Regions from separate parts of the Mus musculus genome. Here region 1 is linked to region 2. Evidence: chromatin loops called from intact Hi-C (ENCODE). Cell type or tissue: gastrocnemius. All regions are shown on one strand. Each heading gives the region's core, and the rest is flanking DNA. Links, peaks and the distances in the headings are about the cores only.

Region 1 (2,906 bases), core at 209-2,708, 81 kb after region 2:
CTCTCTGCAGGCCACTGTTCTGCTGCTGGCCATGAGGCTGAACCCTTCTGTTTGCTCCCAAGGTGCTGCCTTTGGGGCTGTCGCTATCAGGCTTGGACCATCACACTCTATAACTCTTCCTTGATCCCCATTCTGGCCCAGTAACATGGAGCTGGTTCTTACCTTCAACCCTAGTGAGCCTTGCAGGCTGGCAGGCTCTTTAAGAAACCCTTCTGCTGTGTTTAATGGTGTGACTCCAACGGGAAGAAAGGCAAGGACAGAACTAGAGACACTCTGTTGGCCTGCTATACACTTAGGAAAAGGTTCCCGTGCTCCTTTCCAACCAGCCCAGGACACAGGGTGGGCTGGAAAATCCAGGGTCCCATACAACCTTTCTCTTACCATGGTAGTCCTTCTAGCTCCGCATACAGAATCATGAACTTCTATTCCCTGCACTCTGGGCCACCCAGTCATTTCTGGGGCACAACCAATAAGAGTCCTCAAGACAGGAAACACAGATTATCTTCCTGGGTTGGCAAACCAAATTGTACTTAAAACTTCTAGTTAACTTTTTTGCCATTCCTACACTTCATGTTGCTTTACCCCATGCACCTAGAAAGGAGCCTCCCTATCCTGGTAAGGGAAACAGGGAAGTTGAGGCTCTGGGGCTATAGTCACCAATGATGAAGGGCTAATTAATGCAAATGAGAGAAATTTAAAATTCAGTTCCTAAACCAGTCCTGTACCGAATGCCCAGCAGCCACAATGGCTAGTGACGAACATGTCGACCGCACAGAGTCACAGAGCCTTGGCATCACTGTGGCAGTTTCTTTAGGGCAATGCATCGAGGGTCCCAGGCTGTACAGCTGTAGCAGAGGTTTGTTTGAGCTCAGACAGCTTGTCTATCCTGACCCTCTCTGCTGTGGAGAGGAATCAGAAGGAAGGAGTCAGATGGACCAGAGACCAGCATCAGACCACGCTCCTACAGTAATACCTTCCAAAGACACATACAAGACAGGACATCTGAAAAGCATCCAACCTTCTGATGGCCTACTGGTCCAGCAACTACCGCTGTCCACACTGCGGGCCACCCAGCCATAATGCTGCCGTATCACGTGGACAGAGACTCTTCCAGGCTGGAAGGGAGACCTGAGGATTGCCTCCTCTTGGCATTTCTGTCTCCTGTGTTTCTGGAGAAGGGGACTTAAGCACCCACTTGGACCACTTAGCACACCTCCAAGCTCCTGAGACTTCTTGGAAGTGGTAGGATCAATCAAGGCTTACAATTCGTTTACTGTTTTCCGTCTGTGTTGCTTGCTATGGACGCCACTCACTATGTATGCCAAGTTATTCCGAGAGTGAGCTAGGTAGCCTCGGCTGGCACCGAACCCTCAACTTTCCTCTCAATTCAGCTTCCTGAACTTTTGGGATTCCAACCGTGCTCCGTCATGCCCAGTTAACAGGATGCTGGGGATTGAACCCAAGGCTCCGTATGTTTCATGACTGCATTTCTTTTCCTTGCTGTTTAGCCATTCCTCATTCACAGACTCCCTGATTGCTGAAGGAGACCTCAGGGCCACAGGGAGTGAGTGCACCCTTAACTGCTGAGGGTTCACTTGGTGACATGATGTTTGCCCCGACTGTAGCCTCTGGCTGCTGGGAATGCTTGGGAAAGCTAGCGGAGGACCACAGCTTGTAGGACACCTTTGAGAACTCTGCTGTTGGCAGAAAGAAAGCCATCTGTTACTTTGTCTCCTGTCAGCCCTAGAACCTCAGAGAAAGTGAGCAGCAGGACTGCATTGTTCACAGCCAGGAGGACAGCTGGCTCGAAAGAGGAAGCGAGCTGTCTCCTCTTAAGAAAAGAAAAGAAAGAAAGAAAGAAAGAAAGAAAGAAAGAAAGAAAGAAAGAAAGAAAGAAAGAAAGAAAGAAAGAAAGGAGAGGAGAGGAGAGGAGAGGAGAGGAGAGGAGAGGAGAGGAGAGGAGAGGAGAGGAGAGGAGAGGAGAGGAGAGGAAAGGAAAGAAAAGAAAAAAAGAAAAACAAGGACTGGAGAGATGGGTCAGTGGCTAAGAGCACTGCTCTTCCAGAGGACCCAGGTTTAATTCCCAGCACCCACCTGGCAGCTCACAGCTGACTGTATCTTCAGTTTCAGGGGATCTGAAACCCTTATACAGACAAATATGCAGGCAAGACACCATTGCGTATGAAATAAGAATAAACAAGGTTTTAAAACTCAAAGTAAATAAAAATAAATAAAAACAAAACCACAATGTCTATGTAACCCAGGCTAGCCCAGGCTGATCTTGAATTCCCTATGTAGCTGAGGATAGCCTTGAACTTCTCAGAGCTGGCATTATAGTGGTGCGCCACTATTCCTAGTTTATATGGCGCCAGAGAGAAAGCTTAGGGCTTCATACTTGCTAACCAAACATTCCACTGCATTGCATCCCCTGTCTCTTCTTGTCTCCTTCATCCCCCAGGGGGCTTCTCTGTCTTCCAGGACCACCAGTCTGTGAAGACATCTATGAAATGTGACTTGATGAGGAGCCCTCGGTATCCCTAGGAGCTCCAAAGTTACATAGAAAAGGCCTCTTTCCAAATACCCCAAGTTGTGGGGAGGGAAGATGAAGAGAAGCAAGGCTTTCTTTCCTACTATAGGACAAGCAGCAAGGCCTCTGGCTCCAAACAGAACAGAGAGGGTCATTAGCCAACATAGGCCGCTAACATCCCGTTTCCTGCTCCTCCCTCCTGGGACTCATCCAACCCCCAGCCTCACCTGGATCCTCCAACTGTCCCTGTCTGGGTGCTGTGCTGAGGATGGGGGATTTGCAGATTTAAAATAGGACAGTCCAGTTAAATAAGGACAACGTGGTCACCCTGGAAGGTGATGACATCTCGAATGAGTGTCTGCCCGCTTTAGAACTGCGG
Region 2 (2,906 bases), core at 135-2,634:
GACTTCATAGGGCCTTCATAGAATCCAGGAAGATGCTGCTTCTTTAGAATAATGATCAGACAGGCTTGCCGGCCGGGCGAGCTTTTAAGTGCTGGTGGCCCAGAGGGGTTGCAGCTATCTGATCTAGAGGGAGTGCCTGTGTCCAGTGTGAACACTCACACCCTTCTACAAAACTGTGTGGAAAATGGAATCTGAAAGAGCATCAGTGTAAACACTGTCTCGTTGCCATTGCCTTTGGGGCTGGTCTCCTGGTGGCTATTGCCACAATAAACTCATCTGGCTTTGAGAAGAAATAGCAGAGTCATAGCCCTTCCATGCACTTCACTGATGGGCACTGATCTTCACTGGACCCTCCTCCTCCAGTTTCACCTCCCTGCCTCATATGCCTTACCCCTACCCCATGGCACTGCCCGAGTGGGAAGGGACAGAACACCTGGGACCATCCAAATCAAGGCTACATTTCAGGGCTTGCTCTCTGAGAGCCACCCCCTCCCCAGAAGGATCGTGTCATGATGACCCTGTCTGCTTTCCTCTTTGAAATGTCCCTGCTCTCTGGAGTTAGTAAGAATAGTTCAGTTGCACCCACAAAAGCTAGTGTTTTCAGACCGTGAGTGACCCGTGCTCTTCTTGACTCACCCAGTGTGAGTGGAGGATCTGAACGTCTGAATGTCAGCATCCTTGGTATTCACAGAGCGGCAGTTTGGCTCCCCTGGTTAAAGATAACTGATGCAGCCAGTTCCTTTTTTTTTTTTCTCCTACAAGCTTTCTCATGAGCGGTGCTGTAAATAGTTCATCTGCACTGCTCCCTAATGGCATCTTATGTTTCCCCCTGTAAGCAACTGAGGTAGAAAAATAAATTGTTTATCACGGACATGCTGTGTGCTGCCGTCTCTTAACCTGAGAGTGTCCTGTTCTCGCTCCGGGGGAGGTGAATGCACTAGATAGCCAGCACCTGGGACAGCAGTTTGTAGAAGCATGCCAACTCCCCCCCCCCCCCCCCCCCCCCCCCCCGGCTGCTGCCTGGCCCCAGCTCTCTCCCCTCTGTCTCGGCACTCTGGCAGAGCGCCCTGGGCTTTTGATAGAGGTGATCTGTCCTTGAGCAAAGACAGAGCATCTGCCTGTGACAGCTGTGGGATAGCGCCCTGCCCCTCCCTGTGCCATCACTCCCTTCTACAGGAAGACAGCATTTCACATCTGCATAAGGGGCGGGTCTGTACATAAGTGCACACACTTGGGCACCCATTTGCTCTCCAAACTCCCAGAACAGTGTAGGTCAAAGGGCAATAGACAAGTTGCTGGATGGTGATGTGGAGGGTGGGTCTTTTATTCTAGGGCCACTTCTTAGCCAGGTGACCTTGTGCTCTAAAAAAAAAGAAAGTGACTTTTTAATTGAGTTGTACTTGAGGGATGGTATATGCATGTGTGTCTGTGAATAAGCTGTGCAAGTCAGTAACAGCCATAGAATGAAATTCTGAGCATCCAAGTGGCTAATGAAGTAAGCTTTCTAGAGTGATCTTCCCATCTTTAGTTCTCACGGTGGTGCTGCCTGAATCTGCTCATCAGTGGTAGGAGTGGCATCAGAGTGCCCCAGGGAAGCAGGGAGTCCCCGGGGCAGGCCTCGGGGCTTTGAGTGAGGAACTGGCAGGGAGTGTGAATCAGGTTTCAGAGTGAGTCAAGGCCCCAAAGCAAAGAAGAGTTGGAAGAGGGTTTACAGTGGAGGATGATAGAGGTGGCCTTCCATAGCGGGTTAGGGTGTGCAAAGGGCAGAATAGAAGCGTCAAAAGTGAGTCCAGAAGGCTGTCCCCTCCTGTCTGCACCCCATCGCCTCAGTTTTACCTTCTCAGCTACATTCCTCTCCCTTGTCACAGGCTGGCAGGTGGCTCTTTGGGATCTTCCAGCACTACTAAGGACAGTAAAGGTTAACATAGCACCAACTGCCCAAAATCTCATTGACTGACTACCTTATCTGCAGTGTTCCAGGCTGTCGGGAGAGCCAACCCAGCATCCTGTAACCCGGCCTTGATGCCTCCCCTCCTGAGCTACTGTGTGTAAGAAGGAGAGGGGCTGTGTAGGTCCCAGGCTGGGGAGACCCTTCTCCAGCAGCTGGGGCTAGAAGTTGCCAGTGTGTTCCCTGCCTCTTTAGCAATGGAGAGAGATCGGGTCTCTGATGCCACTGTGACCAATGGCGATTGGCTTTTGAGGGTGCCAGCCTTGGAACACCTGAGGCTTAGTTACCCTTGGGATGGCTCGTCAGGACTCACAGCCACTAAACCCCTCTTCGTTCCTAGTTATTGTCCAGCGCCAGTCCCTGGTGCTGGCTGAATAGTGCTCATTAGGAGGTGGTCTGAGGTGAGGCAGCTTAGCTCAGAGAGGCCCTGTTCATTTGAAGAGGACCTCAAATAACCTTTTGTCAGCAGAGCTGCTGCTAGGTGACATTGGTTGAAGATATTGAGGCTTTGAACAAGGACGAGTTAGTGGCCAGTCACAGCCTACAGAGGCAGAGTAAGCATCTTGAGTATCCAGGAGATAGTATTCCTCAAATGGGCAGGCTGGGGGAAGAACCCTGGCTATGGGCACAGGGCTGTGACTTACACCAGCTGCCAGGTCTGCCCAGAGAACAGTACTTTTGCCAAGTTTCCAGAAAAGCAGATAACACTCTCTCCAAATACCTGTTCTATCTAGAGTGGTACTGAGCTGCTTCAAGGGGGTAGCCCTGTGGCCTTTCTGTGCCCTTCTTCGGGCCCACCATAGTGACAGAGACTCTCAAGGTTGTCCCTGTTCAGAAAAGGAAGCCCTGGGCCCGCACTCAGGACTGAATCCCACACTGGTCTCCTGTTCTATTCTCTCTGGACAAGTCTTCAGAGCCTTGGGCCAAGAGAGGCCATTTCAGCGCTGTCCTGGTGGAA

The links. Peaks named below come from ENCODE experiments on the same cell type or tissue, not always from the same donor. Only the 100,000 strongest peaks of a DNase experiment are listed, where the experiment ranks them.
Region 1: it touches region 2 in a loop (1.8-fold over the local background); 3 of 42 quality-filtered maps call a loop at or near these places.

The regions. Positions count from the first base shown.
Region 1 is chr11:88,298,366-88,301,271 of GRCm38, reverse strand. No RefSeq gene overlaps it. Among named protein-coding and RNA genes, the nearest start is that of Ccdc182, 5.8 kb to the right of the region's middle. In gastrocnemius, for the core only: no CTCF peak of the experiment used is centred there; a DNase peak (open chromatin) is centred at 1,715.
Region 2 is chr11:88,379,528-88,382,433 of GRCm38, reverse strand. All of the region lies in intron 10 of Msi2 (musashi RNA-binding protein 2), which reads left to right. Among named protein-coding and RNA genes, the nearest start is that of Mir378b, 28 kb to the right of the region's middle. In gastrocnemius, for the core only: no CTCF peak of the experiment used is centred there; a DNase peak (open chromatin) is centred at 1,073.